Regions from separate parts of the Homo sapiens genome. Here region 2 is linked to region 1. The links are chromatin loops, found by intact Hi-C in ENCODE. Cell type or tissue: IMR-90. All regions are shown on one strand. Each heading gives the region's core, and the rest is flanking DNA. Links, peaks and the distances in the headings are about the cores only.

Region 1 (5,374 bases), core at 90-5,089:
TGTAACCTTACAGGTCTGTCCTCAGGTTCTTAGGCTGGGGCCTCGGAAACCAAGGCAGCTGTGGAGGTTTACCTCAAGAAGCAAACCCCTGGAGAGACTTCCACTCTAGAAGCTGGGGTCACAACTGGGGGCCAGCAGGAGCCTGTCTGTCCTCAGCCTCCCTGTCCAGCTCTCATGAGCCTTTCCTTCTCTTCTCTGGCAGGGACTGATGCCCTTGGCCAGACGCACCCCCAACTGCTGTCTGCTCAGGTGTAGCCCGCGTGACTGAGTCACCGCTGCTCCAGCTGTTTCACGTAAGTGTAAGGCACGGGCCACTCCCTTTTCCTCTGGGAGAGGGTGTCTGGGCCACCAGTGGGGAAGGAGCTTCAGCAAGTCCTGGTCACAGAGGGAAGGCCCTTAGGATTCTTTAGTGGACAGCAGGTTTGTCCTCTTTGGCTACCCCCATTCCCTGACTTGGCCACCACTGAGTCATTCTGCCCTAGACCTGCTGAGACCTGGGTGGGAACATAGGGACCTCTTTCTCCTGTCCTCAGGACACCTCAGGAGGCAGCTGGTGTGTTAGAAACTCCACAGCACTGGCCCGTGGGCCCTGACTCAGGCACTTGTTATCCTATGACTTTAGGCAAATGACTTAATGGTCTCGCTTCTCCTCCAGCATTGCTGGGGCTTTTGTAAGATTCAAGAATGTATTCGTTATCTTTTGCTGCGTCACAAACTACCACAAACTCAGCAGCTTAAAACAACACACAGTGATTATCAGTTTCTGTGGGTCAGGAGTCCAGACATGGCTGGTTGACCCGCTGCCTCAAGGTCTCAGCTGGGGTTGTCAATTCATCCCAAAGGTCAACTGGAGAAGGATCCACTTCATCTCTCATGTATGTGGCTGTTCAGTTCCTTTTGGGAGGCTGGATTGAGGGCCTCAGTCCCCAGCCAGGAATTGGCCAGAGGCCACCCTAGGTTTCTTCCCCAACATGGCAACTTTCAGTATCAAAACTATCAGAGAGAATGGCTAGCAAGAGAATAGTCTGAATCTTATATAATCTATTCACAGAAGTGACATCCCATTACCCATGCTGTTTTCGATTGGTTAAAGCAAGTTACAGGCCACACCCATACTCAGGGGAGGGGAGTACACAAGGGCATGACTGCCAGGAGGCAGTGACCACTTGGGCCATCTCAGAGCCTGCCTGCCATAAGAGAGCATAAATGGAGCACTTTGTAAACTGTAGGCTGCTGTTTGGGTGTAAGGAGATATTGCCAGCATTTGCATCTAGTTGCAAAGAGACAATGAGCCCTCCTGAAATCATAGAGAGCCACTGAATGTGGGAATTTAAATGCTAAACTGTACCATTAGTACAGAAATTAGCCAGCCGTGGTAGCACATGCCTTTGGTCCCAGCTACTTGGGAGGCTGAGGTGGGAGGATCGCTTGGGCCCTGGAAGTTGAGGCTGCAGTGAGCCGAGATTGCAGCACTACACTCCATCCTGGGTGACAGAGCAAGACCCTGTCTCAAAAAAAAATTTTTTTTTTCCATTAGTACTGGGGCTTCAGGGAAACTGGTTGAGAGCTGATTAGTTCATCTCATACCCTGTACATGTCCCTTCCTGGCTTATGATTTTAAGGCCAGACCTAAACAGCCACAACATGTCGAGGCCCCCCAAAACCATGTTTGTGGGGTCTTTTCTAGTTCACAAAGAGCTCTCACACCCATCCCCCTCTTTCCTCACAGTCACACTTGAGAATTCAGAGGAAGAGAGGCAAGCCTTGGTTACGATTCCTCGCAATCCTACTGGCAAGGGAGACGTGAGAGGAATGTGAGAGCTGAGCGTTTTGTTCATCTTTGCTTTACAAGTGAGAAAGAAGGTCATTTTCCAATATGGGGTAGCTGCTCAGTGGCACAGGTGATCCTCGAACCTGGGCCTTGAGAACCCCAGCTCTGCCCACACTGCCATGCCCCCGATGTCCAGGCCATTGCCGTGCACAGCCTGCGTGGTCCTGAAAGAGGGGTGGTCCAGCACAGGGGCAGGGAGGAGGGAGGGCACTGTTCTTATACAGCTTCTCCATAATTCCCTGTCTCCTAAAATAGGCTTGGCACATCCTGGAACACTAGTCCAAGCCTGTCTGTGGGGTGGATCACTGCTGCCTCCCCAGCTTCAGGTCACTCCTAGACCTCTCTGTCCATAAGCAGCCCTCAGCGACGAATATGCAGGGAAGTGGTGAGGGGATGAAGTGGTGCTGTAGTGAAAGTGCCTAAGCCTTCCCCACGCTGAGATTCATCTGACCCCGCCTCCAGATGCCCCAAGAAACCCCTGAAGCATGGCCCGCCATGCACCTGGGCAAAATCAAAGTGGTCTCGAACAGTGACGCTCAAGTCTGCAGATGGGATTGAGCTGAGAGGTACAGCTTGCTGCCCCCTGGTGGTCTGTCAGAGTCATAACTGCCAGGGCTGTGACAAGCTAAACAGTGAGCTTTTATTAAGTACCCGGTATGTGTCAGGCATGGTGTATAAGGCTGCAGGGGATAGGAGACCGTGTAAGACACAACCCTTGATCCCAGAGGACTTATAATATAGTGGAGGAGTCAAGATGTTCCCACATGAAAAGTTGACTCTCATCCCACCAAGCGGGATTTGAAGAGCAAACCATGAAGGGCATTGCAATAGGAGCCCAGAAGTGAGAGAGCTTCAGGGCTGGGGCAGTCAGGGGAGGCTTCTCAGAACCTTGAAGGATGGGCAGGATTTAAACAGATGGAAAAAGAAAGGCCACACGCTCCCCTGTCAAAAGCCCCGTCAGGAAACCCCCAGGGTCTCCAAGAGAGTTCATCTGGATTCCTTGACCGGGTTGCAGCCTCTGCAGCTGCATGCCTGCCCTGGCCTGTCCCAGCCTCGCCAGATCCCTCGCAGTTCCTGGAACTGTTTTCTCACACCCCTGGACTGTTCATTCTGCCCTCCCCACCTTGTCTACTGGATAAGCTTTCACTCAGCTTTTAGGATTCAGCTCAATACAACACCTGCAGTGGAGCATCTCCCCTCAGTCAGTAGCTGCCCCACTCTAGGTTCCGCAACTCTAGTCTGCAATTCTGTGGCTGCGAGTCTCACACTGTATCCTAAGGTTTGCCCCGTATCTTTTCATCACTAGGCAATAAGCTGCTTAAGAACTGTAGGACTATGGCTCACACTTGTAATCCCAGCACTTTGGGAGGCCAAGGCGGGTGGATCACCCACCTTGGTGGGTGGTCAGGAGTTTGAGACCAGCCTGGCCAACATGGTGAAGCCCCGTTTCTACTGAAAATACAAAAATTAGCCCGGTGTGGGGTTGCACGTCTATAATCCCAGCTACTCGGGAGGCTGAGGCACGAGAATCACTGGAACCCAGCAGGCAGAGGTTGCAGTGAGCCAAGATTGTGCCACTGCACTCCAGACTGAGGGACAGAGTGAGACTCTGTCTCCAAAAAAAAGAACAGTGGGACTGCATGATGGGGCAGTGGATCACGTAAGCGGAAGAAAGGGAGGTGAGGAGGGAAAGATAAATAGGGTAAGTGTGCAGGAACGTGGGGGATGGCAATGTCTTTGAAGCTGTCTCTAAAAGTTTATGGGCAGATAAATGTATCCTGCAGGCAATGTGGTGCATGAGAGTCACAGAAAGGCCCAGGGGTATGAAGGAAGGCTTAACAGCTGGTGGCAGGAAGGGTACTCAGAGACAAAACTGGGAAGGTTTGTTAGGAAACCATTGTGCCAGTGCAGCTTGAGAGGTGATGAGTCTTCACTGGTGTGGGGGACAGAAGACTGGGGTAGCCAAAGAAGAATTTGAGGAGTTTAAATTCTGGGCAGCTAGGGGAACGTCCCATGGGCTTGTCAAACTCTAATGTGCAACCTACTCAATTGGGACCTTGTTAAAATGCAAACTCTGACTCATTAGGCCTGTGGGGGGCCTGAGATGCTATCTTTCTAATGGTGCTCCCAGGTGATGCCCACGCTGCTGGTCCACAGAGCGGGAGTGGATTTGGAGCCACACTGCCGGGCAGGTGCAGCCCTCTAAGAGGACAGTGGTGGACATGTGATATCTTTGGGTAAAGAGATAAAGGCACCCCCTTTTACCTGGTGAACACACCAGGGTGCATAGCTTTGTGAGCACAGTGCAGTTGGGTTCTAGCCCCCACTTGCCCTTTGAGTAATAAACAATTTGCAAAGCCCTTCGGGACAGCTCTGGTGGAGCCACCAACAGAGCCTCCAGACAGGTCGGAGGAGAGGAGTCCATTTGGAGAGCAGGGTGGTGACTTTAACCTGTCATAACTGAGTTTGAGATGACCACTGGGACATCCACTGAAATGTCTATCTACTAGCAGCTGGAGACCCAGCTGGAGACCTGGACTTGGGGTCTGTGGGCTCACTGATGATATGCCACACAGCGAAGAAAGCAAAATGAGGGTTGTCTGGGAATCATCTAACCCTTCTGGCCTTTTTCAGTGAGTAACTCTCTTCTTCCAACATCTCTGTCCTTTCTGTTGTCTTGCAGGTCGCCGTTCCCTTTACTGAATGTAAGTGATCGTAGTCATTTTTCCATCTCCAAGATGCCAACTTCCCATTCCCCACCCTCCTGCCCCTTGGTCCCAATGCACCTGGGAGGCTCAGAAATCCCCATTCACTGACCTAAAAGGAGAATCTGTCTGAAGCCATGACAGCCTCATGCCCAGAGCTTGCCTCTGTCCTGTTCATTCAGCCTCAGAAGCCAGGACCAGTCTCCCCAGCTTGGCCACAGCCTTCCAGGGCCCAGAATGCCACACACCACTCCCTCTGGGCTCGCCTTGCCTTTGTTTTCCAGGAGGGTTTGAAGGAGAAGAGAGATACCCCCAAAAGAAGTGCTGGTTTGAGCCAGAGAAGAGCCACCTGGTGTTTTCGAGATGTGGCCCTTTCCCCGCCAGCCCGGGCCAAAGGCTCAGGGACCACTGGGGTGTGTGCCAAGAGGGCGGGGATCAAGAGCACAGCCTTTGGGATGAACGGGCTGGGTGGAATCGCAGCCAAATTATTCGCAGCCCCGTTCAGCATGCGTGCGGTAGGGATAGCTAATAACTGCCCCGAAGGGTTATCGCGAGGATGTAGTAAGATGCGTGGGGGTGCTTAGCATGATGCCACACAGGGAGGAGCCCCGCAATCAGCGGCAGCTGTTCCTCTGTGTCTGCAGCCACGCAGAAGCGGGAGCTAAGAAGGGTGTGACGGGAGAGGAAAGGCGAGAAGAGCACCAAAGGGGAAAGATCGTGAGAACTTTTTGAAACTGGGTACTCAACTTCGCCCACTTAGGCTGGCCCAGTCTGGAGCCACAGTCGTCCTCAGCCTTCAGGAAACCCCTGGGGCCTGGCCCTCCCGGCACCTGCTGCT
Region 2 (5,374 bases), core at 106-5,105, 55 kb before region 1:
AAGGATAGTCTCTTCAACAAATAGTGTTAGCAAAACTGGATATCCCCATACAAAAGAATAAAATTGGGCCCCAATCTTACATCATACACAAAAAATCAATTCAAAATGGATTAAAAACTTGAACATAAGAACTGAAACTGTAAAACTTTCAGAAGAAAACATAGGGGAAAGCTTCATCACATTAGTCTTGGTAATGATTTCATGGATATGAAAATCACAGGCCACAAAAGCAAAAATGGACATGTGGGATTACAAAACCATAAAAGCTTTTGTACAGCCAAAAAAAAAAAAAAAAAATCAATAGAGTGAAAAGGCAGCCTATGGGATGGGAGGAAATATTTGCAAACTGTACATCTGATCAGGGGTTAATTTCCAAAATATATAAGGAAGTCATAAAATTCAATAGCAAAACACAAGCCATTTTTAAAATGGGCTAAAGACTTTGATAGATATTTCTTCAAAGAAGATATACAAATGGACAACAGCATAGGAAAAGATGCCCCAAATCACTAATTTTCAGAGAAATGTAAATCAAAACCACAATGAGATATTATCTTACACCTGTTGGGATGGCAGTTATCAAAGTATAAAGCAATAAGAGTTGGTGAAGATGTGGAGAAACTGAAACTCTTGTGCACTGTTTGTGGGGGGGATGTAAAATGGTGCAGTCACTGTGGAGAGCAATATGGAGGTTTCTCAAAAAATTAAAAATAAAACTACCATATGATCCATCAATCTCACTACTGGGTATTTATCCAAAAGAATTAAAATAAGAATCTTGAAAATATATTAGTACTCCCATATTTCTTGCAGCATTATCCACAATAGCCAAGATGGAAACAACCATATCCACTCTATGTATACACCACATTTTTAAAAAATCCATGCATAGTGGATTTAATGTGGTGTATACATAAAGAGGAACATTATTCAGCCTTTAAAAAGAAGGAATTCCTGCTATTTGCAACACAGATGAACCTTGAAGACATTATACTAAGTAAAATAAGCCAGCCACAGAAAGACAAATACTGTATCATTCCACTTACATGAGGCATCTAAAATAGTCACCACAGAAACAGAGAGTAGACTGGTGATTGCCCAGGGCTAGGGAGAAGGGGGAGTTGGTAATCAATGGGTATAAAATTTCAGTTATGTGAGGGATCTGCTGTACAACATTGTGTTTATGGATAATACTGTATTGTGCACTTCAAAATCTGTTAAGAGGGTAGGTCTCATGTTAAGTATTCTTACCATAATTTTTTGAAAAGCCAATGGAAAGGGCACAGTTTAATGGAAATGTTATTATAGATGAAAGGAAGGTTAATTCATAGTGTAGTTTCCTGAGAAAATGGGTGGACAGCATCAAACTGCAGTGGAGGGACTGGTCTTAGGAGAAAGAGGGACCACTCTCCTGGGGTAACTGGAGAGAAGGATAGGATAAGGGCAGATGTCAATAGGTGTGTATATGGTGGTGGGAAGGCAAGAATGTTACCATCTGATGAAAAGAAGGAAGTTGAAATGTAAATAGAAGGCGAGGCAGGATGGAGGAAGAAGTTTATTTTAGAGTGCGTGTGATGAGCACTAGGAGAAAGACTCGGTGAAGAGAGAAAGGGTGAGGACAGTAGAGAAAGATGATAATATTGGAGCACTTATTAACTGTGTGATATTGAGCCCATTTTCTTACCTAAAAAATAGGAATAACCATGATACCTACCCCACAAAGTTGTAGATGGTACATAGAAAGTGATTAACAAAGGTATGCTGTTGTTTTAACTTTTATCTTCACTGTCGGTGGCTAGCAGAGTGCTGACCACATGATTGATGTTAATATAAAATATTCACCAATTCTCCCAGGCGGGTGATACCTCAGAAGCGGAAGGACATCTCTGTATCTATCACTTGTCTTACTTCCCATCTCTGAAGCACCAGTCTCTTTTTTTTTCTAAGCACTTGGAAGCCTTTCCATGACTCAGTGCTGAAGGATTTGTATGTGGTGCTAAGCCAGGGTAGATTCTGTTAGGGGATTTAATCATACAGGCAGGGCACTAAGCCAGGGAAAAGGGAGAAGAGGTTTAAGTAATTTAAGAGCTCAATCTCTTCTGACCTTGCTTATATACAGAAGACTTTGGAACTCATTCCTCCAATCCTTTCATAATGTCTACAGAAGCCAGCTTTGCACCAGGCCTGCACCCGGGACTGAGACACACAGATGAAGAGGAATGGTTCCAGCCCTCATGATATTAATCTGATAAGATAAATGTTGCAATGGCTGTATCAGAAAGTGCTGGAAGTGCAGGAGAAAGTGCATAACTGCCCAGACCAAGCAGGGAAGGCTCCTCAGAGAAGCTAGTATTTGAGCTGGATGAAAGACGTAAAGATGAAATGAACATCTTTACAGAGAAGCAGGAAAATGACCTTTCCAGGCAGAGGGAGGGCCAAGAGGCTTCAAGAGATGGCAAGGGGAACTGGGAGCTGTCTGTATTCAGTGATGTCAGAACATAAAATGGCAGGTTATGGCGATGAGAGGCTAAACAGTAGCCTGGTGTACTGCCTGCTGGGCTAAGGACCCTGACTTGACCTTGTAGATGTGGAACCACTGTAGACTTTTTAACAGAGGCATAACACCTTCTGGTTTACATGTTAGAAAGATCACTCTAGGCTGGGCGCCGTGGCTCATGCCTGTAATCCCAGTTCTTTGGAAGGCCAAGGCGGGCAGATCACTTGAGCCCAGGAGTTTGAGACCAGCCTGGCCAACATGGTGAAACCCCATCTCTACTAAAAATACAAAAATTAGCTGGGTGTGGTGGCAGACACCTGTAATCCCAGCTGCTTGGGAGGCTGAGGCACGAGAATTGCTTGAACCCAGGAGGCGGAGGTTGCAGTGAGTGGAGATCGTGCCACCGCACTCTAGCCTGGACTACAGAGCAAGACTCTGCCTCAAAAAAAAAAAAAAAAGAAAGGTCACTCTAAAGAATTCTCCCACTCTAGTGGTCAGTGAAGAATAGTTTGAGTGTAGAAGTGGGGTAGAATGGGGATGGAGGATGGGGTTATAACCAAGATTCACTGTGATTGGGGGCAGAATGATTGGTCAGGAGACTGTGAGGGTGGTCCAGGTGAGGGTTGACCAGAAACAGTTTCAGTGATAAGGGTCCAAGGTGGGGCCATGGTAGTGGGTGAGTGAAATGAAAGGAAAAGCCACTGGCATTACGGAGATTTTTAAATGTTGTGGCTAGGATGTCACAGAGGCCATCTTTGTGCATGTTGAAACTTTCCAGGATGATGGCAGAATTTTTGATGAAGGGGAAACAAATGCTAAAGTTCTCAGTGAGTGGAGAAGAGTTGGCAGTGGGATCGGGGTTAGAGTGAAGAATAATCACATGGCACAGGCCTCAAAGGAATGAGGATTTTTGCAAGATAATGGAAATAGAACACTCTAATTCAGGAAAACAGAATTGATTCATGAAAGATTTGAACTGTTTCTTCTTATTTCCCAGGGGAAGCAACCACCACAAAACAGGTAGGGCCTATTTCCAAGATGCCAGGCCACTGAGAACTGCTTGAGGACCACATACAACCTTACAGATGAGTGCCCATGGATTCAAGGTCTCCGAACTTAGCTGAGTCCTCATGGTGACCCCGCAATCCATGATAATGTCTTTGGTGGGGTCCCTTTCCCAGGCCCCTCAGAGGACCATTCCCCACCTCTCTGCTGAAGTCTTGCTGACACTGAGGATAGGCTCTCACTGTGGCAAAGGAATTAGGTGAGCAGCACCCTTTACCCCAGGTGCTGATAGTTCAACACCAACCTTCTCTTAGCAGATGTGTCTCATTGCTGCCTCATTTTCCTTTTGGGCATCTACTCTAGGCCCAGTACTGTGCTGAGCACATTGGAGGATTCAGCAAAATACTAGATGTGATCCATGCCATCAAAGATCTCAAAGTCTTACCAGAAAAGCCAGACTGGTCCATCTGGAACAGCAGAAGGCAGTAATGCCTTGTGTAGTTTAAGGGTTAGGGTTGAGTACAGACAGTCAGGAAAGAAGGTAAATGTATCGTAACTATCTAGTCAAGAGGTAATGAGGAGCCAAATGGAGACAATGGTATTTTTGTCTAAATATAGACAATGTCTATAGAGGAAGAGACAAGTTCTAGAAACACTTAAGAGAGAAAATGTGCAGGACCTGGAGATTGATTGGATGTGAGGGGAGAGAAAGAGGACATGTCTAGGACTTGTAACTCACAAGTTACGGGGCTTGAGGACAGGATGGATGGTGGTGCCATTAATTAAACAGTAGAAATACAGGAGGAAAAGTACTCTGGGGGAAAGAGCAGGTAAATGCAAAGATCTGTTTTAGACCATTTGATTTGGAGGTTCCTTTGGGATATCTAAGAATACAACGTCTAGGAGTCAACTGGCAGTGCAGGTCTGAAATTCAAGGAAGGTTGAATCCAGAGATCTAGCTTTGGGAATCATCCATAAGCAGGTGAGTGCCTAAGGCAGGCATGGTGAGGCAGGGACAGAAATGTGTGGAAGCTCATGGTGGGGGAAGTGTGGAGTCAGGAGTCAGGGAGGGAACAGGAAGTAAGGCCTGAACCAGGAGAAGTAGTGTCATGAATGGTTGAAGAGGAGAAAAGTTAGGGATAACAAGTTTCCAGTAGGAGTGTCTAGTCAGCAGAAGAGTGTTTGGGAGGGGCAGTACGGGGGTCACTGAAGACCTTTTTCAGAAGCAGTTTCAGAATAGCGAGTAGGAGTTGGAGGCCAGATTTCTGTGAATTCAGAATAAACAAATTGCAAGGAAGTAGAGACAGCAAGTTTACGCAAACATTAGAGAAATGTTGCTGTGATTGGTACAGAGAACTGCAGCAAAAGCTGGATAATTGCTGTGAAGGTGTGGACACAGCAAGTATAGACTTTTATTCCTAGTAGCTTTGTTGGGAAGGAAAAGAGAGATAGTTGGGATAGTAGCTATGAGTGGGATGTGAGGAGAAGCAATGGGTTGTTTTTTAAGAGTAGAAGAAGCTTGACCATGTCCTTGGACCGAAAGGTAGAGTGGAGATGGGGAGAGGGGAAAGCACAGGCAGAGGGAGTACTAAGTGGAACGTGGTCTGAAAGGAGAAGAAAGCAGGATTAGATTACAAATGGGAGGCTGGATTGAGCAGCAGGAGGAATCTTTTGGCCTTTAGACATGGAGTGGAGAGAATGAGTTGGGGTAATCCTGGATATTTCATATTAGGCTGGAGATGGGGGTAGGAAGCTTAAATCATTTACCCCTGATGGCATCAGTGCCCTCCATGATGTAGACAAGGTTGTTTGCTAAGAGTGAAGAGGATTGGCTGGGTGCAGTGGCTCATGCCTGTAACCCCAGCACCTTAG

The links. Peaks named below come from ENCODE experiments on the same cell type or tissue, not always from the same donor. Only the 100,000 strongest peaks of a DNase experiment are listed, where the experiment ranks them.
Region 2: a loop joins it to region 1, with 2.5 times the contacts of the local background. A loop is called at or near these places in 2 of 110 quality-filtered maps.

What each region holds. Positions count from the first base shown.
Region 1 is chr1:179,807,596-179,812,969 of GRCh38, forward strand. FAM163A (family with sequence similarity 163 member A) reads left to right here. Exons shown (of 5, transcript NM_173509.3): 2 at 203-293; 3 at 4,515-4,536. Among named protein-coding and RNA genes, the nearest start is that of MIR12116, 6.4 kb to the left of the region's middle. In IMR-90, for the core only: a CTCF peak has its summit at 2,419 (motif pointing left); DNase peaks (open chromatin) are centred at 656 and 2,406; H3K27me3 peaks cover 2,431 bases.
Region 2 is chr1:179,752,198-179,757,571 of GRCh38, forward strand. All of the region lies in intron 1 of FAM163A (family with sequence similarity 163 member A), which reads left to right. Among named protein-coding and RNA genes, the nearest start is that of FAM163A, 12 kb to the left of the region's middle. In IMR-90, for the core only: no CTCF peak of the experiment used is centred there; a DNase peak (open chromatin) is centred at 2,014; H3K27me3 peaks cover 760 bases.